Regions from separate parts of the Homo sapiens genome. Here region 1 is linked to region 2. A link is a loop called in an ENCODE intact Hi-C map of the cell type or tissue named here. Cell type or tissue: tibial artery. All regions are shown on one strand. Links, peaks and the distances in the headings refer to the core of each region. The heading gives the core; the rest is flanking DNA.

Region 1 (10,854 bases), core at 3,258-7,257, 920 kb after region 2:
GTGATGTGGCTCACACCTGTAACTCCAGTACTTTGGGAGGCCAAGGCAGGTGGATCACTTGCAGTCAGGAGTTTGAGACCTGCCTGGCTGACATGGTAAAACCCTGTCTTTACTAAAAATACAAAAATTAGCTGGTTGTGGTAGTGTACACCTGTGGTCCCAGTTACTCAGGAGGCTGAGGCATGAGAATCACTTGAACCTGGAAGGCGGAGGTTATAGTGAACCGAGATCATGCCACTGTACTCCAGCCTGGCTGACAGAGTAAGACTCAGTCTCAAAAAAAAAAAAAAAAAAAAAAAAAAAAAAAAAAAAAAAATCATCCTGTGTGCTCCAGGGAGAGGTGGTGCTGGCTAGCAGAGAAAGCTCAGGGTTTGAGGGAGTGGAGAGGAGTTGAGCCCTGATTTGCACACTGTGCCTTCCTCCCATCAAAGACTGGCTCTAAGGCCTTCTGCATGTAGATCACTGTGGGAAGTCCTGTCTTTTTCCTAGCCCTCCCTTCCTGCCAAATGTCCTGTCTAGTCCACATAGGAATGGAGACCTTCAGGCACCTAGGGAGTGGAGAGTCCTAGATTGAGAGGCTCTCTCCAGTCTGAAAAAGCCAAAGTTGCCAGTTCCCTGCAGTAGAATAGGCAGGCTCATGTTGAATGTTACCACCAAACCAATCATTAAATGCAGAGGCCACAGAGCCCTGAACTGAGTATCTCATGAGACAATTCTCATTTCCTCTGTAGTAGGCAGAATAATGGCCCTGAAAGATGTCCACTTCTTAATCCCAGAACCCGAATATGTTATGTTGCATGACCAGTGGGAATTAAGGTTGCAGATGGAGTTATGGTTGTTAACCATTTGACCTTCAAATAAAGATTGTCTAGTGCAATCACAGGGATTCTTAAATGGGGAAGAAGGAAGCAGAAAAGTTGAAACCAAACTGATGGCCTCATGAGACTTGACGGGCCATTACTGCTTTAAGGATACAGAGGGGTCATGCGAGCCAAGGAATACAGGCGGCCGCTAGAAGCTGGCAAAGGCAGGAAAACGGAATCTCTCCTAGAGCCTCCAGGAAGAAAGCAGCTCTGCAGGCTTCTTGACATCAGCCCAGTGAGACTCAAGTTGGACCTCTGACATCCAGAACTGAAAGATAATAAAATTTTGTTGTCTTAAACCACTAAATTTCTGTTAATTTTTTATAGCAGCGAAAGGAAACGTCACCCTACTACATGGTATTATTTAATTTTTTTTACAAAGCAAACACAAGTTTTTACCAGAAGATATCTGTTCCTGTTAGAGAGCAGCAACGAATGTTCATGAGCTATTCTCTATGAAGAAAAACAGTAATATTTTGAAGGGTTTATGTTCACATTAATAACCAAACATCTAGCATTCAGAGAAAATTTTATATGAAATGGAGACATTATGTATATAATCTCTGCTAAAATAAGAATTGTATTAGGTGCTTGCTATATAGAATATTAATTAAATAGTATTTTTTTCAGAATTCAGATTAGCCTATATAGTTCTTTCGTCATCGAACACCTTTTAATCTTATTTTTTTAAGAGTCAGTGACAAAGCATAGAAAGCCATATCTTACTCTTTCCTTTTAATGTTATTTTTGTTTCAAGACTACTTGCTGCTTTATTGTTAAATACCATTGGCAATGTCAGCTTTTGGATTAACGAAAATGGAACAGGTGAAGTAAAGCAAATTAAAGAGATTTATTTTATTCTCTTAAATGAGAACATCTAGATGTGCTTATGCTTGGCATAAGAAAACAGCTGGGTCCAGGCGTGGTGGCTCATGCCTATAATCCCAGCACTTTGGGAGGCTGAGGAGGGTGAATCACCTAAGGTCAGGATTTCGAGACCAGCCTGGCCAACATGGCAAAACCCCATCTCTACTAAAAATACAAAAAATCAGCCGGGCGTGGTGGTGGGCGCCTGTAATCCCAGCCTCTTGGGAGGCTGAGGCAGGAGAATCGCTTGATTCCAGAAGGCAGAGGTTGCGGTGAGCCGAGGTCGCGCCACTGCTCTCCGCCTGGGCAACAAGAGCAGAACTCCATCTCAAAAAAAAAAAAAAAAAAAAAAAGAAAACAATTGGATAATTACTACTCCTCAGTTACCAACAGACTCCTTAAAAATGGTTGCAATAGATTTCCTCAGCCAAGTCATGGGTATTTCTTTCCTGAATTCCATGAGGTTGGGCTTTCCCTTCTCATATTTCTGTGTATGTCTCCTGTGTTCACAGCTGAATGTAGGGTATGCCTGGGCATTAAGGCAACAGAATGATTTCAGATCTCATGGAAAACAAGTGCTTGGCCACTTCATTCTGCCTAACTTTAAGCTCAGCTCAAACCGATGCAGAGACAATTAAGGTTGGTAGCTGCCCCAGAGTCGGGCTGCTTGGTCAGCTTTATTGAACTGTTTTTCTACTCTTCAGGTACCTTGTTTGATTGCTCTTGGAAAGCTATTTTGCTGATTTTGTGATTTTTTTTCCCCATTTGACTTCTATGCAGCTTAGTTTTCAGTATTCCCCAAAGATGTCTCTATTTTGCCAGTGCCTTCTATTTCTCAGACCTTGGAGCAGATGGTTTTCCTGATAATTTATCTCCCCCTTCATCCTTAAACACATATCATTGTGGACACTCTTTTCCAATAACCCACATTGCCTCACCATTTTCTATTTAAAGCTTACAGTCCAGTGATCTAGTCATGTAGGGAATGCCTATCTGTGATGGTTTTATGCTAAGCCCAAGAAAGGCCTCTGATTTGTTTTCAAAATCTTGGAAATCAAGTCTTAAAATGTTCCTCATTTTTTCCTTCCATGAGTGCAGACAGTCAGCTGACATAGGGGCCTCTCCCTCCCTGCCAACAGAACCCTGGGAATGGCTCTTTCTCATCCCACACTACCCTCGTTTGCCTCTTTACAAGCTTCCTGCCTCCTTTCTGACAGTTACTTTAATTGTAAAATGAAGTTTGCATTCAGTCATTCCCATAGCAACACTGGTCAGAGATCGACACCTTTACTCTCTAATTACAAACTGCCTTTGGGAAAGGGTTTGGCAAATATTTAATTGGTGCTTTGTACTGGAGATGCATTGGGGACAAAGAAATGGAGCTTGGGCTTACAGACCAGAGGGAGAAAGAGAAAATTTCAGAAGTGATTATGGTTCAGTGTTGGAAAGCAAGTGTAGGAGTGGGGCCACAAGGAGGGTACCTGGTCTAGAAGGGGGCAGGTAGGGTGGGGCAGGGACTTGTGTTGGAGGATTCTTCATAGAGAATAGCTCATGAACATTCGTTGCTGCTCTCTGACAGGAACAGAAATCTTAATATCATAAAATACAAAAAACCCCAACAAACCCACATTGCATTACAGTTACAGAAATAAAAATGGTGGTTGCTGAGATGCGGTTGACCAGAAAGGGACATGATACAAGTGCCCTGTTTAGTCTTAGGTGGTTGTTGCGAGATGTTGCGAGGATATCTAATTGTCAAAATCATCTAGTGGAATACTTCACATCTATACATCATTGTATGTAAATAAAAAATAAAGCAATATGAGAAAGCTTTCCATGTACTGATATATGGAAAAGTCTTCAAGATATATTAAGTGGAAGAAGCAAGGTGGAGGCAGGTATATATAACCTGCCACCTTTTGTAGCACAAAGAGGAACAATTAGGGATGTATGGTTGACTGCTTCTGTGTGCACAAAGAAAGAACTCTGGAGAGAGTGGTGAGGCACCAGCAGAAGTGTTGGGGCTGGGAGGTGGTGAGCAGCTGGCAGCTGCAGGAATAGAGGGCAGGGATGTGAGGGAGACGTTTCACTTTTATACTTTATACCTTTAAAAAATCCTTTATACTTTTTGGTATTTGAACTATATGAACATATTTCTCATTCAAGGAAAATAAAAAAAGAAAGCAATATGGAAACCGAACTAAGGAGATTTTAAACTGAGATATAAGATGCTTTCAATTATTCCCAATGACAGGCTATTTATCAATTTAATATTTTTAAGCAACTTCCTCCCATCAGTGCTCTGGGAACCAGCTGGGCAGATGTGGTACACCCATGTCAGATACCCCAGTGGCAGGCTCCTGTCACTGTAGCACTTGGTCCCTCCATCCCTCCCAGCCTTCCTAGCTCCTTGCTCCTGGAAACCTCCCCCCATCAATCTCTGACATTTCAGAGGAAATACTGTTTGTCACCTCTTAAGGAATCTGGAGGACGGCCTGTGAGATATGGCGTCAGTTACAGCCTCTTAAAGAGTCAATAGCCCCTGCAGAGGCCAGAACACTGGAACAAATGTAAGGAAGGTATAGTTTTTAAAGATTTTTGACTTGAATTAAATAGGATTGGTTACTTCTTGCCCCTCCCGAGGGTGGACTGTGCACAGAAGAGACCTCTTCACCGGGTTTGCTGCTCTTTTTCGCACTGTGAGTTGGGGTTCTAACAGTCAGCGTTGGTCCATAACAAAATGGAAATCCTTTCTTTCCCCTCCTGTTAATGCCCCCTGTCTGTGCAGTGACTGTGCAACCAGCACCTTTTGTGGTCGAATCAGCCAGCAGAAGTGCCCCTCGTGTTCCTGGATTCTCTCTTCTGTGGTTCCATTTCTTTGAGTCCTGGGTTCTCGCCCTGAATGGCTCAACAGGGGGAAAGGCAGACAGCTTCTTCGTGCCAGAAACATTTTTTTTTTTTTGAAATAGTGTCTTGCTCTGTTGCCCAGGCTGGAGTGCAGTGGTGCGATCTTGACTCACTGCAATCTCTGCCTCCCAGGTTCAAGTGATTCTCCTGCCTCAGCCCCCCAGGTAGCTGGGATTACAGGCACACGCCACCACGCCCAGATAATTTTTGTATTTTTAGGAGAGTCGGGGTTTCACCATGTTGGCCAGTCTGATCTCAAACTCCTGACCTCAAGTGATCCACCCACCTTGACCTCCCAAAGTGCTGGGATTACAGGCATGAGCCACTGCCCTCGGCCCAGGAACATCTGTAGTAAGTACTTTGCCATCTCTGTTCCTTCATATCTCTTCTTTCAAATGAGGATGCTGCTAGTTTTTCTTATGGGAGCCCAAGGAAAATTAGAATATTTTGTAGTGCTCGTGTATTCCTGCAAAGAGCATTTCACATTGGTTATGTTTTATAGCTTGGACCCTTTAAACCTTTTCCCTGCAACACACACAAGATGTATTATGTATTATATTCCTAGCTGTTTTAAATTCAAATGCCTAATCAAGAGAAGCTAAGTAAAATAATTCTTGGCCCCTGCTGAGTTTTAGTCCTGTGCCTCATTCTCTGCTTGCCTGCTTATTCCTCTAATTCCTAAATTCAACATTTATGCACAGGCAGTGGCTTCATGGAGCATTGGGTTGAGAGGGATTGTAAGGCTGCCCTTGAGCTGTACTTGGGCTCTGCAGGCAAGTGTGCTGTGGCTGAAGAGTGATGTCTGCTTGGGGAGACATCAGAAAGATGGGGAGCCTCGGTCTAGGTATTTGCCAAGGCTGCTTTGATAGTCCTACCCTAGATTTCATGGTATTCCATACACCTAGTGCTATTTACTAAGTGTATGCTCCATAAATAATGCTCATGTTGCCTTTAAAAACTTTGTCCTTCTGGAAGCATGATTATCTGTCATGTTAAATAAACAGGTCTGCCCACAAGAGCATGGCTACTGGCACTGAAGCTCATTCCAGCAGAATTTAAGTGTCATGATGCAAGGCACTCAGGTCTGTTTCCCGTGCCCTTCTCCCTCCTTGAAAGAACCTCAGCTAAACGCCTTTGCTTTATAGTTTTAGCTCCATGTGGCAGACATTGGAGACACCCTTTAACTGCTCCTTAGTGGATGCGAACACACCCTTACTGCTGTTTTTAGTGGCCCTGATGAGAACCTGGAAGTATTTCCAAGGCCCGTCATGCAGGTGTGGCTCACTGTCTGAAGCAGTAGTATCTGTGGCTAGATGCAGTGATCGAATGCCATGTGTCCAGGTAGTGTTCCAAGTGTTTTACATATATTGTTATTTCGTCCTCACAGAATCTTATGAGAGAGCTGCTGCAGTATTATTATCATCCTCACCTGAGCTCAGAGAGCTGCGATAACTTGCCCAAGGTCACATAGCTACTAAATTGTGAAGGCTGGTTTTTAGCTTAGGCAGTCTGAATTTAACCTGTTTAACCAGTGAAGTGCCTTGAGCACTTAACTAGAAGGCAGAGCCCTGTATGTTCTTGGGAAGTTATTTTTTTTCCCCTTTTTTCCCATCTATAAAATGAAGATTTGGGCAGGATGGTTTAGATTCCTCTGAGCCCTATCTTATTTGATTCTAAGTTACATGTTGAAGGTATCTTTGAGCCACTCTACTGCTACTCGCCATAAAATGTGATGAATAATGTATGTATGTGCTAGAGGTATACAGATTGAAGTGAAGACTTGAACCTTCTTAGCACACACCAGAATTATAGCTTGTCAAGAGCAAGAGATTTATTTTCCCAAACAATTAGAGGACACCAGTAATTATGTTTAATTACATGTTGAATGGTTTTCCTGTTGTGTCAACCCCATTGTCTTAATTGTGCTTAAGAGCAGCAGGCTATTATTTTGAGGTTTGTGAAGTTTAAAATTGCTGTGTCTCAGCATCGGGGGAGCACAAGCGTTAAGAGCACAGGCTCTGGCATCAGACGATCTGCAAATCCTGGATCTGCCACTTACAATAGATCCTTGGCAAGTTCCTTAACTTCTCTAATGGTTCCTCGTACTGGGAATAATAACAGCATCGATCTCACGAGTGTATTGTGAAGATTGAACAGCACATATATGAGGAGTGTCGTGCTGCGTTTGGCATGTAAACCTTTCAGATGTTGGCTATCATATTATTTATTATTATGGATTAGGCGTTGATGGTGGGCAGTCTCTGACATGTTCCAGGATCCAACCCTGATGGATAGAGCCATCTGGGGTAGATCTGGGCTCCAGCTTGGATGGATTGCTGCTGTTTGGTACTAGTTTTGACATTTAGGGTGTTTGTTGTCTATCTTGTTTCTAGTTTATGTCTGTAATCTCATTTTCTAAAAGCATGTGGAATGGAGCTAAGAAATACGGCAACCATTGAAAAAGTTACAATTGTTAAGTCCTCTGAAGAGAGTCACAGAGGAAGGAGAACTAACTCTAGTATTTAGTAGGAAAATTATCTTTGTAGTTGATAATTTTAGGCAGTACACAGCAGACATGGGCTTAGATAACATTGAATCAGGTAGTGGAAAGTTATTTTCATTTTATTCCTCTTTCAGCCCTTCTGAATCTACCAAAGACAAAGCTTCAGTTTGGTGCTAGTGTTTAATCTCTAATACTTTGGAATTTCCCTCTTAATAAAAGGAAAGAACAGGTCCTAGGCTTGGAGTCCTTGACATGCAATGTTTCTAGCTAGAGCTCATTAGTATTGCTTTGTTTTCATTGTATCTCTTTTTATTGCCTTCTGTTTATAGCATGTAATACTGATTTTTCACTTACAACAGTAATATAAAAGTTTCATTGAAAGTATATTTAAGGAAAAATAAGTTAATTAAAAAAATATTAAATTAAAGGTAGAGTGGATGGTACATGGTTATGACAAAAATTGTGATGGTGCCACCCAAATCCCTGAGTTAGGACACATTGGTTTAGAGAGGAAAAAAAGCACAAAAACTTAATGCTAGGGAAGGCCAATATTTAAAAAGAGAAATTAAAGAAGTTGGAGAAATTAAAGAAGGGGAGAAATCATTGCAGAAGTGGGAGGGGCAGATGCTTGGAGAGGGTGATAAAGGGATGGCAAAGGAGAGGCATTGGTTTGCTAAGGGGACAGCTGTGGGTGCCTTTGCTGCTTCCCATTTAGCAAAAAGACTGGCATAATGAGAAGTGAGAGGAAGGATGCTGGGAGTGTGTGCTACTTATTTCCAAAAAGCTTAGTGTGTGGTGATAGCACAGTGAGTTGAGGTAGAAGCAAGGTCGATGGCAGGTTTTTTGCTTTTAAGGATAGCACACATGTAGTCATGCTTTTAGCTAATGGAGGAAGCCTACGAGAAGGGAGAGATGGAGCCAGGGTCAAGGAGTGGGAGGATGGTATATTAGTCCACTTTCACACTGCTGAAAAAGACATGCCCGAGACTGGGTAATTTATAAAGAAAAAGAGGTTTAATGGACTTACAGTTCTGCATGGCTGGGGAGGCCTCGCAATCATGGTGGAAGGTGAAAGGCATGTCTTACACGATGGCAGGCCAAAAAAGAGAGCTTGTGCAGGGAAACTCCTCTCTGTAAACCCATCAGATCTTGTGAGACTTATTCACTGTCATGAGAACAGCACAGGAAAGACCCACCCCATGATTCAATTACCTCCCACAGGGTACCCCCATGACATGTGGGAATTATCGGAGCTACAATTCAAGATGAAATTTGGGTGGGGACACAGCCAAACCATATCAGATGGGTTTACCTAGGAGGGAGGGGAGAGAGAGTGAGACTCCCTTGGGGCCAGAGGGAAAAAGGGGAGGCAGAGGAAAGGGAAGGGAAGCTGCGTCTTCTCTTGCCAGTAAATTCAGCAAGTACATTTTAGCCAATTCGTGATGTCTAAATAATTCAGCAGAAAAAGAGGGTGAGGCGCAAGTATGAGTGCCTGGAGGGAACCAGGCTGTGAAAGTGGAGACTGAGGAATCTCAGGAAATACTGACTCATTGATCATAAGGAAGTCCCATGGGAGGGAGATGCCACAGTTGGCATCTAAGTAACTGATGTGCTTTACTGGAGGAAAGGCTTGGAGCTCAGGGCCTGACAGTGCTAGAAAACTGAGCAGGAGGACACAGTAGCTCATGCCTGTAATCGCAGCTAAGGTGGGAGTATTGCTTGAGCCCAGGACTTTGAGACCAGCCTGGGCAACATAGTGAGAACCCCATCTCTAAAAATAAAATAAAATAAAAATAATGAAGTCAGGCATGCTGGTGCATGTCTGTAATTCCAGCACTTTGGGAGGCTGAGGTGGGAGGATCGCTTGAGCTCAGGGGTTCGAGACCAGCCTGGGCAATGTGGTGAAACCCTGTGTCTACAAAAAATACAAAAATTACCTGGGTGTGGTGGTGCATGCCTGTAGTCCCAGCTCCTCAGTGGGGCTGAGGTGGGAGGATTGCTTGAGCCCAGGGGGTTGAGGCTATAGTGAGCTGAGATCATACCACTGCACTCCAGCCTGGGCGACAGAGCAAGACCCTGCCTCAAAATAAATAGATAAATTAATTAATTAAATTAAAATTAAAAGAATTAGCTGGGTGTGGTGGCATGTGTTTTGTAGTCCTAGCTACTCAGGATGCTGAGGTGGAAGGATCACTTGAGTCCAGAAGTTTGAGACTACAGTGAACTATGATCATTCAACTGCACTCCATCCTGGGCAACAGAGCAAGAATCCTGTCTCTAAAAACAGAAAAGAAAGAAAAAGAAAAAACTGAGAAGGACAATGAAGGTGGCAGCTGCTTTTCAGACCCAATCCAAGGGATTGGTCCAATGCTACCTGTTTTGGTCCCTCTTTGCTGCTGTCCTGTGAAGCTTCTTTAATTAAGAAAACACTGAGAGAGAGCAGTCCCCTGACAGTGGCTGACTGGCCATGTGGGGGGAAGTGACGTCACCTCCACCTGTGTCACAAGGACCGCCTCCTTGAGGATATGGCCTGTGAAGGACAGCCTGCAGTTACTTCAACTCTCCATTGTGAAGCACATGGGCTCCAGACGCAGTGGCATTAATGCACCCAGGTGTGGATTTATGGCCATGGAAAGGGCCCAGCACACTGCATGACCAGCTGCAAGCTTTGTGCATTAACCCAGGAGGCTGAAGTCTCTTCTGATCTTGCTCCCTGTAACCATATGTCCCTTAGATTTTATTCCTGGGTATATTGGATCATGGAGCTTGTGGGAGCAGAGCCATTTGCAGCAAATCTAATCTAGGAAGAAAAGGGAAGTCATTTTCAGCATATGGCTCCAAGCCTAGTGCTTCCTGACCTGAAATCCAGCCTGTGGGCATCAGGGGAAGAGTGGGAAGGAGGAGGTGAGGCGAGAGCATGTCTGAGTAGCTGACTGATGTGGAGCCAGCCTTTGTGGCCGAGGTGGCCCTGAAGGAAGGTGAGGGGCAGGGAGAAGAGAGTACCTACGTGTCCCTGACTCCTGCCTGACTCTGTGGCTCAGGGGCAGTCAAAGTGGTTAGCGACCCGGGACATACCCGGGACAGTCAACTGGGGCCGCCCAGCAGGCTGTCCAGAGTAAAAGCAATTCCCAGTCATTGGGGTCATCTGGAGATCTATGTTAGAGTCTCCAGACTGGGAGCCCCTGCTGTAGTCCTCGGGCTGTTCCTGTCTCAAATCTGTCCAGCCACTCGGTTGCTTTTGTCACTATTTATGTGAAAAGTTTTGGCTAGCCTGGATTTTCTTTTGTTTCAGCATTGCCCACAAACACCAATGTGGAATTAATCTGGAAAAGGCATCCCAATCTTTACCAGAGTTGAAAGTTGACCTTTTCAGGCAGCTCATATGATTACTTTTAGAAGCACTGTCAACATGCATTTTCCAAAGAAATGCATCAGAGACAGACTAGGTAGGTGAGTCCTGCCTCCCTCCCAGCAAGATCCCACAGTCTGCACATTCTTTATCTCTGTCTTCACCTGCCAGGCTGAGGGTGAAGGCCTTTTCTTCTACCATTAGGGATGATGGAGAACAGCTCTCTCCGTTTATTTAAAAAATATCCTGAATATGCTTTAATTAATCACTCTCAAAGATTTCTCTCCTCCAGACAAAATAAACCTAGGTTCATCCACTCTTGTTTGTTATTTCTAACCCTTTGGTCACCTTAAAGGGCCACCCTG
Region 2 (10,854 bases), core at 2,893-6,892:
TCAGGCAGGCGTCTGTGAAACCCCAGTGGGGCCCAAGACCTGGAAAAGTCAATTGGAGGGCAGATCTTCATTCACGTGACAGATTCCCCAACTGTGGTCCAGGCTTCAGACTTGGAAAGGGCCCTGTCCTCCCGATAGGACCTTGTTACCAGGGGCTGTAGCAGGATATGAACCCTATCTGGTCCCTTGGCGGACTGGACTTTTTCTAGGACCTCGGTCTGTACAGTGGATGAAGATATGCAGAGAAAAGACCTGTTACCAGGTGTGTGGATGGTTTGGCTTTCTCTGGGAACCTGGGAGGGCTCCTACTGGATCACTGAGTAGATTCCTTAACAGGCAGTACTGCCCTAGTCCACAGCTGAGTGGGGCTGGAACTAAGCTACAGGGTTGCTTCAGGGCCTACAGTCAAGACTTAGGTCTTCAGGCCTAAGGTGTCACAAACCTGCATGTCTCCCTTCAGGTCCTTAAGTTAGCGGGCCTGCTGTATTGAGAGGGGCTGGAGCCACTTTTCAGGGGTGTTTCAGGGACTGATGAGGGACCTAGGTCAGGTGGCCTGTTTGCAGGGCTATGGACAGCCCCATCTCCCTCCAGGATGCTGGGTAGGCAGAACTGCTCTCTGACCACAGCTGAGAGGGGCTTATGCCAAGATTCAGGGTTGTTTCAGGACCTGCTGTGGGACTGAAATCTGCCTGCCTGTCCTGAGGACACAGAAGGATGTATCTCCTGACTACAGGAGGATTTCTGTGCAGGATTTCTGTAAGACTGTGGCTGAGTGGAGCTGAATCCCCGATTCAGAGCTTTTTCAGCATATGCTATGGGACAGAGATTGGCAAGTCTGTACTGATGGCACAGACAGGTGAGTCTCCTAGCAGTTCCTTGTGCAGGCAGGGTTGCTCTCAGGCTGCAACCAACAGTGGCAGGAGCTGAGCTTCAGGGCTGTTTCAGTATTTAATGCAGGACCAAGTTCAGAAAGCTTGACCCAGGGATTCAGACAGTTTTGTCTTCTTGTGGGTCCTTGAACTGATCTCAGACCATAGCCAAGTTAAAGTGTCTTATCAGGGTCCGCAGTTGGGACTGAGGACAGTGGACTTATTTTCTGAGGTACCAGTGTGCATGAATTTTCCCAGGCCTCTTGGTGAACAGTTTCGGTAGCAGGCCAATATCCTTGATGAATATAGGTGCAAAAATCCTCAACAAATACTGGCAAATCTAATTCAACAGTACATTAGATCAATTACCATGATCAAGTGGGATTTATCTTTGGAATGCAAAGACGGTTCAACATATGTAAATCTATAAATGTGATATAATGCATTAACAGAATGAAGGACAAAAATCACATGACTGACTCAACAGATACAGAAAAAGCTTCTAACAGAATTCAATATTCCTTCAGGTTTAAAAACTGTCAATATATTAGGTATAAAAGGAATATACTTCAACACAATAAAGGCCATATATAACAAACTCACAGCTAACATCACACCCCAAAGGTAAAAAGTTGGAAGCTTTCCCTCTAAGATCAAGAACATGACAAGAATGCCCACTTTGGCCATTTATATTCAATATAGTACTGCAAGTCCTAGCCAGAGGAATTAGGTAAGAAAAAATAAATAAAAGGCATCCAAATCAAAAAAGAGAAAGTTAAATGGTCTGTTTGCAGATAACATAATTTTATATAGAGAAAATCCTTAAGACTCTACCAAAAAACTGTTAGTACTAATACATACAGTAAAGTGGCAGGATACAAAATCAACATAAAAAAATCAATAAGATTTCTCCACACTAATAACTATTTGATAAAATTAAAAACCAGTCCTAATTACAATAGCATCAAAAACAAATTAGAAAGAAATGTAACAAAAGAGGTGAAAGGTCTGTCACTGAAAACTATACAATATTGATGAAAGAAAGTGAAGACACAAATAAATGGAAATATACTCCATGTTCATGGACTGAAAGAATCAATGTTATTAAAATGTCCCTACTACTGGAAGTGAAGGTTCAAAGTAATCCATATCAAAATTCTAATGACATTTTTCATAGAAATAGAAAAAAATCCTAAAATTCATATGGACCCACAGAGACATTTAATAGCTAAGACAATCATGAGCTAAAGAACAATGCTGGAGGTATCAGACTACCTGATTTCAATACCTAGTGCAAAACTAAGATAATTCAAAACAACATGGTTCTGGCATAAAAACAAACATACAGACCCCAGAATACAGAGTCGAGAAATAAATCCATACTTTTACAGTTGACTTATGTTCAACAAAAGTGCCAAGAACACACAACGGAGTAAGGACAGTCTCTTCAAGAAATGGTGTTAGGAAAACTGGATATCCACAGGCAGAAGAATGAAATTGAACCCTTATTGCACACCATATACAAAGATCAACTAAAAATGGATTAAAGACAAACATAAGACCTGAAACATAGGGGAAGAAAACACAGGGGGAAAGCTTTTTGACACTGGACTCGGCAAAGATTTTTTTGGGATATGACTCCAAAAGCAGAAGCAAGAATAATGAAAACAGACATAAAACTAAAAAGCTTCAATCAACAGAGTGAAGAGACAACCTTCAGAATAAGTGAAACTATTTGCAAATCTTACATCTGCTAACAGGTTAAAATCCAAAATATGTAGTCGCTCCTCATCAGCAGATTCAACCAACTTAAGAGAGAGAAAATTTAGAGGGGAAAAAAAATGCAACAATAAAAATTAATATAAATTTTAAAAACAATACATTATAATAGCTATTTACAAAGCACTTACATTGTATTAGAAATTATAAGTAATCTAGTGATGATTTAAAGAATATGGGATATGTGTAGGTTATACGCTAATACCATGCCAATTTATAGAAAGGACTTGAGCATCTACAGATTTTGGTATCTCAGGGGAGTCCTGGAACCAGTTTCCCGTGGATACAGAGGGATGACTGTATAAGGAACTAAAAAAAACAAAAACAAAAACAACAACAAAAAAAACTTAATAGCAAGGAAACAACCCAATTTAAAAAATGGTCAAAAAGATTTCTCACAGGACATAAAAATGTCAAATAGGTATTTGAGAAAATTCTCAGTGTTACTAATTGTCAGGGATTTTCAGGGAAGTACAAACAAAACCACAATGAGATAACATTTCACACCTGCTAGGAAGGCTATTGTCAAAAAAAGGCAAAAGATGATGAGTGTTGTTGAGGATTATGAAGAAAGGAAACTCTTGTACACTGTTGGTAAAAATGTAAATTAGTATAATCATTATGGAAAACAGTATGGAGGTTCTTGAAAAAATTAGAAGTCAAATTACATGACCGGTAATCCCACTCCTGAATATCCATCAATATATACAAAGGAAATGAAATCAATATGTCAAAGATATATCCTCACTCCCATATACACTCCAGCATTATTCACAGCCAAAATACGGAATCAACCTAAGTGTCCATCAATGGATGAAAAGATAAAGAAGATGTGGTATATATACACAATAGAACACTAACTCAGCCTTAAACAAAAAAGAAATCCTGTCATTTGCAGCAACATAGATGCATTTGGGAGATATTCTGTTAGCTGAAATAAGCCAGGCACAGAAAGACAAACACCACATAATCTAATTTATACAGTAGTCTCTCCTTATCCATGGGAGATGAATTCCAAGGCGCCCCTCGCATGTCTGAAATCATGGATAGTACCCAACTCTCTCTATATACTATGTTCTTTTAATCTGATAACCTAGATGGCTACTGAGTGATTATGGGACACATGCAATACACAGCATGGATACGCTGGACGAAGAAATTATGTATGTCCCAGGCAAGACAGAGCAGGACACTGCAAGATTTCATCACATTACTCAGAGTGGCATGCAATTTAAAACTCATGAATTATTTATTTCTGGAGTTTTCCATTTAATATTTTGGAACTTCAGCTGACCAAAAGTAACTGAAACAATGGAAAGTGAAACTGAGGATAAGGGAGGGACTACAATAGGTGGAACCTCTAACAGGGGAACTCATAGAATGAAAGCAGATTTTAAATTTTCTTACTACAAAAAAATGGTATGTGAGGTAACAGATATATTAATAGGCTTAATTTTGTCATTCCACAATGTATACCTATATTAAAACATTATGCTGTATACCATAAATGGATAAGATTTTTATTCATCAATTAGAAAAAAAACATATAAAATATACATCAAAAAGCAAGTAAGTGCAGAGCCAGGATTTGAATGATTTGAACCCAAATAAGTTGTACTCTTATGAAATTGTTACGTATTTAGCAAACTTTTTTGAAAAAAGAAGTACAAACACATTTCAATAACCTGAAGGAAGATCAGCCAATATATTTTACATTCACATTTATTAATTTCATATAGTGACAATTAGAAAGCAAACCATGGTAATGCTGTTTTCTTCTCTAGAAATGTTAACAGGTCCTTAGCTGAGCCAGGCCTTGACAGACAGACAGCAAGCAAATCTGTGTCCTCCTTAATGTGTAAGCCAGGTAGCTAAGGCCTCAGCCACCAAAAGTCCTCTGGCTCCAGGCTTCCTAATTGAAAATTAAATAACAGAGTACTCAATTATTGTCTTGACCCTTAAGCATCTTCTTTCTTAGAAGAAAAGTGGTCTTCTCAGCTGTCTTAGGATACCTTCTAGCAGTCTTTTATATCTAAAGTTTTATCTTATTCTATTTTTTATTTTTCCTAATCAGTGTTATGAGAGGGAAAAACCTTTTTAGCTAATAAAATATCCTCAACTCTGGTTTATGATGCTCTTGACTATCAGCCAAAATCTAAAATCACAAAGAACTATGTAATAATTGTCTCCTAGATTATAAGACTAATTAAAATGTAAAAAGGAGAAAGGGCTTTTGCAGTATGTTTTATTTTGTAGAACTACATTAGCTATCTTACAGTATTGTTAGAATTAAAAGATATTTTTTACCCACTTCATGAATTAAGAAAGAATTACTCAAAAAAGCTAAATAAATGTCCACAGTTCCAAGGCAGGTATCTAATCTGCCCCTTTGCATCATATATAAATCAGGTAAGCTATTAAGATAATTCATTTTTTCTTCATGTGGGGCCAGCATTCATAAAAGAAACAACAAACATGCCACTATGGTATCTACCTTATAACCTACATAAATTTTGACTGTAAATAAAGTTTTAGTCCAAAGGTTATTTTGACATCTTCCCCCTTCATGTAATGGTCAAATATCTACTATATAATAAAGAATATTTCAAAGACAATTCTAATAGTACAGATGAGACAAGCTTCAGACTGGGAGAAAATACCTGCAAACCACATATCTGACAAAAGATCTGTATCTAAAGAACCCTCAACACTCAATAATAAAAAAGGAATCCCATTAGAAAATAGGCAAAATACATAAGTAGACATTTCACCAAAGATATGCAGGTGGCAAATAAGCATATGCAAAGATGTTTAATATCATTATCCGCTAGGAAAATGCAAAGTAAAACCATAGTAAGATACCACCACACACTGATTAAGGCAGCTAAAATAACACAAAGATGGTGAGGATGTAAAGAAAATGAATCTTTCATTTAACCACTGGTGGGAATGTATAATGGCATGGCTACTCTGAAAAGTTTCTTGACAGCAGTTTCTTAGAAAACTACAAATACTCTTACCAAGCCACATAGCAATTGCACTCTTGGGTACTTACCTGACAGAAAAACTTATGTTCACACAAAAACCTGTAACACGTATGTTCATGATAAATTTATTCGTAATAGTCAAAACACTGGAACCGATTCACTCAATGAGCCAATGGGGTTAATGAATTAGTTCCACTGATGCTTTGTCACTGAAGTCAGGAAGTACCCAGACAGTAAGGGACTGCCTTTTGAAGTTCTTCTGATATTGGACAATGCCCCTGGCTACCCAGAATCCCATGAGTTCAACACCGAAGGCTTTTGTCCAAGTGGTCCACTGGTCCCCAAACACAAACTCTCTAATTCAGCCTGTAGATCAGGGGGTCATAGGGACCTTTAAGGTTCATTACACACAGAACTCTATGGAAACGAATGTCAACACTATGGAAAAACCTCCACAGACAGAACATGATGAAAGTCTGGGAGGATTATCCCATTGAAGATGCCCTGTTGTCATAGAAAAAGCCATGAAAGCCAACAAGACTGAAACAAATTTCTGCTGAAGAAATCTATGTCCAGATGTTGTGCATGACTTCACAGGATTTACTACAAAGCCAATCAAGAAAATCATGAAAGAGATTGTAGACACGGCAAAAAGGGTGGGGAGTGATGTGTTTCAACATATGGGTCTTAGAGAAATTCAAGAGCTAACAGATACCACACCAGAGGAATTAACAGAAGACAAGGTGGAGATAGATGCTTCTGAACCACTGCCAGACAGTGAGAAAGATGCAGAACAGTGCCAGAAAACAAACTGACATTAGACAATCTGGCAGAACGGTTCTGAATATACAAGACTACTCTTGACTTCTTTTACGACATGGACCCTTCTATGATACAGGTACTGGAATCAAAGCAAATGGTTGAGGAAGGGTTGATACTGTATAGAAACATTTTAAAAGAAATTAGAAACCAAAAGAGATAGACAGAAATTACCTGTTTAGTTACACCCAGTGTGCCTAACCTGTCTTGTCTCCCCTTCTACCTCCTCCACCTCTTCTACCCCTAGGCAACAAGATCAACCCCTCCTCTTCCTCCTCAGCCTACTCAACAGGAAGACAAGTAGGATGCAGACCTTTACAATGAGCCACTTCAACTTAATGAATAGTAAATATATTTTCTATATATAGTAGATATATTTTCTAAATATCTTTTCTTTACCTTACTTTATTATAATAATACAATATATAATACATACATAAAATATATATTAATTGACTATGTTACCAGCAAGGCTTCCAGTCAAGTAGGCTATTAACAGTTAAGTTTTTGGGGAGGCAAAAGTTATATGCAGATTTTCAACTGCTTTTGGTAGGGAGGGGGTGTTTCGACCCCTAACCCTTACATTGTTCAAGAGTCAACTGCGTATGGAGGAAATTCTCATTACTGCAGTTCCAGAGCACTACTATACATCAGAGAGCTACTGACCATTTTAAATTTACTTCTGTATTGACAAAGGACAAAAATTATAGGAATTGTAAAAATGTGTCATCTAAAGCTGTCTGCTCTCTAAATTGCCTATGTGCATTTCCCCATGACAGTAAGTCCCCTACAATCTATACCTTTACAAAGGAAGGGATGAATTCTGAAATATATTCACTGACCACTACTTACTGTATCTGTATTTGAAATTTTATAGTTACATGCTAACTAAAGCAGGATGACTAAATAATCTCAAGACTCAATCACATGTATATTCATACTCCCATTTTTCAACTGAGGTGGCTTATTTATTGTAATTCTCCATTCCTATGCTTTCCAAGGGTTGCTTGTTGATAAATTCTAAAAATTATGAAGTACATCCTTTACTGCTCTTGAGGTTTCATGAGTACTTATAACTCTTCTTTCTCATGATGCCTTCCTCAGATCCAAACCCTCACTCAGAGCCTCTTTGTCTACCACACTGATTCTGCATAATGTATTTTAGACTAACTCTGTTTGGCCAACAATAATGATAACTATTCAGTAAACTCTCTGTTTTTTTTGTTTTTTTGTTTTTTTGAGACAGAGTCTCGCTCTGTTGCCCAGGCTGGAGTGCAGTGGCGCTATCTCGGCTCACTGCAAGCTCCACCTCCCGGGTTCACACCATTCTCCTCCCTCAGCCTCCTGAGTAGCTGGGACTACAGGCGCCTGCCACCATGCCCGGCTAATTTTTTGTATTTTTAGTAGAGACGGGGTTTCACCATGTTAGCCAGGATAGTCTCGATTTCCTGACCTCGTGATCCGCCTGCCTCGGCCTCCCAAGGTGCTGGGATTACAGGCGTGAGCCACCGTGCCCAGCCTTAGTAAACTCTCTTAACATCTAAAGACAGAATTAGAAAATAGCTGACACTAACAACTTATTCCTACATATAGCTCAATAGCCATTCAGATGTCAAATGTTTTCCTACCTTAGAAATAGAACATAAAAGCCCTCCATTTAGTTTGCACAACTAACTTAAGCTCCTCATCTTAGGTTAGTTCTAATCACTGTTTTTTAGACTAACATAATCCTAAACTTTGTGGGAGAAGCAACCTGGATGAACTCCTGGTGACAGTCCTTCATGTCAAATTTGAAGTTTGGTCAATTTACCAAATACCTCTCTGCTTGCTGACTAGCAATGGTATACAATGACCTGCCCAAGATGACATAGCTTACTTAACAGCAGCAGTAGCTGTTAGGTCTATTGACTCCCAATCAGAGGTTGGTTAGTCTCAACTGGCATGAAAAAAAACCCTGCAAACATCAGAAAGTTCATCAAAATCATCACTGGGCTTTTCTTTAGGAGACAAAACATAGCAGAGGAATACATTCTGAAAGAACACGGTTATTATAACAGATGTTCAATACCAACAATTCACTTCTCTTTGAATGTCTATGTGTACAATTTGTATTTTTTTCTGTACACATCTTTATTTTTAAGATCATAAACTTTCTTCCCATCGCTAAAAAGGAATACATGTTTCGTACAGAAACTCTGGAATTTTAATTAGGAATTGTGCAGATAAAATGGTAAAAAATGGAATCAGAGAATCTTTCTCCTCTAATAAAACAAAACAAAAAACTGTTAAACAGAAATACTTTAGCAGTAACTAAACAAAGAGACAAGTTAATAATAAACAAGCCTAGAAAATTCTACAGGAGTTCTCCATAGTTCCTAACTTTAACCTCACTCTTAAAAGCTATACTTGCATCAATAAAATCTCCTAAACTCTCATCAATGTATCAAATATGAAAAGAAGAAAACTGATAAAAACTGTAATTCAATTATTAAATTTCAAGCCTAAAAAAAAGAATTCACTGGGACTCAGCCTGAAAAACACCTACAAGGGAGAAAAAAATGCTAAAATATGGTGTCATAATATCTACAAAGTTCTGAGAGAGAGACCAAGACTCATACCTAGCAAAGATGTCACTCACATATAAAGGTAACAGGTATAGCCTTATCAAATAAGAATGAACTTATTTAGTACACAGAGCCAATAAAGCCTTGTGTGGAGTGTGTGTGTTGCAGGAGGATATGGGGAACTCAATGACAAAATCCAGCCAACTAAAGCATAATTAAAAACACAATTTTATACAGACACACACACACATACACACACACACACACACACACACTAGTGACCTTTGAATCCACTAAAATAAAAAACTAAAACCAAAAAAAGGTAAATAATTATAGTAGCAGGTGGAAACATAAGTCGTTACACAGTGAAAATAATCATTCAACAAAAAAATGAAAAAAAAGTGGCATGAATGCATACGGTTGCTAATTTCATTCTTCAGAGTAGAAAGAAAATGTCTAAACTTAAAACATGAAGTGTAAAAAAGGAACTTAAAACTATTTTTTTTTTAGACCCAGGGTCTCACTGTATTGCACAAGCTGGATTTGAATTCCTGGGCTCAAGAGATCCTTCCGTCTCAGCCTCCTAAGTAGCTGGGTCAACACCTTGAGCAGCTTGAAACTTTTTTTAACCTAAGATTGAGATCTTTAAAAAAAAAAAAATCTCTTGGGTTTAATAAATATCTAAAGTCCAGCAATTCCTATAATTTTTATTAGGTTAAAAATGTGGCCTGCCTACACACACACATACTTTTTCAACCAAAATGGGCTCTATTTCATAATATTTGTCATTTAAAAGAACAAGAACTTTCCATATATAGATATATATATGTGTGTGTGTGTGTGTATATATATACACACACACACACACACACAAAAAGTAACATATTTTAAATTATTTTTTCTACAGCTACCATAAGGTAAAAAACAAAAATAAGAATTAGTGGATCAAATTGTTTAAGAAAAAGAACCATGTACCTCAGCTGGATAATCAAAAGTACTCTAGTATTATGAGCATCTTACTAGTAATTACGACGCCAGGAGCTGTAACACTGTGTACCCAAAAAAAAGCATTTAAGGAGAAAACAGGTGTGAACATGTCCGATTTATTTAGTTTCAAAGTTGTCCAAGCACAGGTCAAAGAGGTAACAACAAACAATTTTTCCTATCTTTCATATAAATGGTCAGTAAGGTGGCTGGTGCAAAATAACCCTCTGGAATAAGAAAGTATTGTAGGCTGGGCACAGTGGCTCCCACCTGTAATCCCAGCACTTTGGGAGGCCGAGGCGGGCAGATCATGAGGTGAGGAGATCGAGACCATCCTGGCTAACATGATGAAACCCCATCTCTACTAAAAATACAAAAAATTAGCCAGGTGTGGTGGCCGGCGCCTATAGTCCCAGCTACTTGGGAGGCTTAGGCAGGAGAATGGTGTGAACCCGGGAGGCGGAGCTTGCAGTGAGCCAAGATAGAGCCACTGCACTCCAGCCTGGGCAACAGAGCGAGACTCTGTCTCAAAAAAAAAAAAAAAAGAAAGTATTGTAATATGTTTACCTATAAATATCTATCCAAAAAATAAGAGCTAAATTAAACTTAACTAATATTTAATATATACATTGACAAATTTTACTTGGTCTCTGTATCAGCAGGTCAAGTCATGTTACTCAACCCAGACGCCCTAAGGAAAGGGAAGAGTTCAAGATCAATAACAAGAAGGGGTTCCGAGTGGCACCATCACATATTCATTTACTGTCAGCTCATTAATACACAATGTAGGTATATGAATCCAGTTTGGAGACATTACTGAATCCAGCTGACTTACTGAATTTTTTTTTTTTT

What was found. Hi-C counts contacts between places; a loop is a spot of excess contacts. Peaks named below come from ENCODE experiments on the same cell type or tissue, not always from the same donor. Only the 100,000 strongest peaks of a DNase experiment are listed, where the experiment ranks them.
Region 1: a loop joins it to region 2, with 7 times the contacts of the local background. A loop is called at or near these places in 1 of 110 quality-filtered maps.

What each region holds. Positions count from the first base shown.
Region 1 is chr2:148,897,643-148,908,496 of GRCh38, forward strand. All of the region lies in intron 1 of KIF5C (kinesin family member 5C), which reads left to right. Among named protein-coding and RNA genes, the nearest start is that of KIF5C-AS1, 8.1 kb to the left of the region's middle. In tibial artery, for the core only: no CTCF peak of the experiment used is centred there; a DNase peak (open chromatin) is centred at 5,499.
Region 2 is chr2:147,977,522-147,988,375 of GRCh38, forward strand. The region is part of intron 1 of ORC4 (origin recognition complex subunit 4); the gene reads right to left. It overlaps LOC105373674 (a long non-coding RNA gene), which reads left to right and starts at 6,090. Exons shown (of 5, transcript XR_007087258.1): 1 at 6,090-6,533; 2 at 6,702-6,799; 3 at 10,662-10,787. In tibial artery, for the core only: no CTCF peak of the experiment used is centred there; no DNase peak of the experiment used is centred there.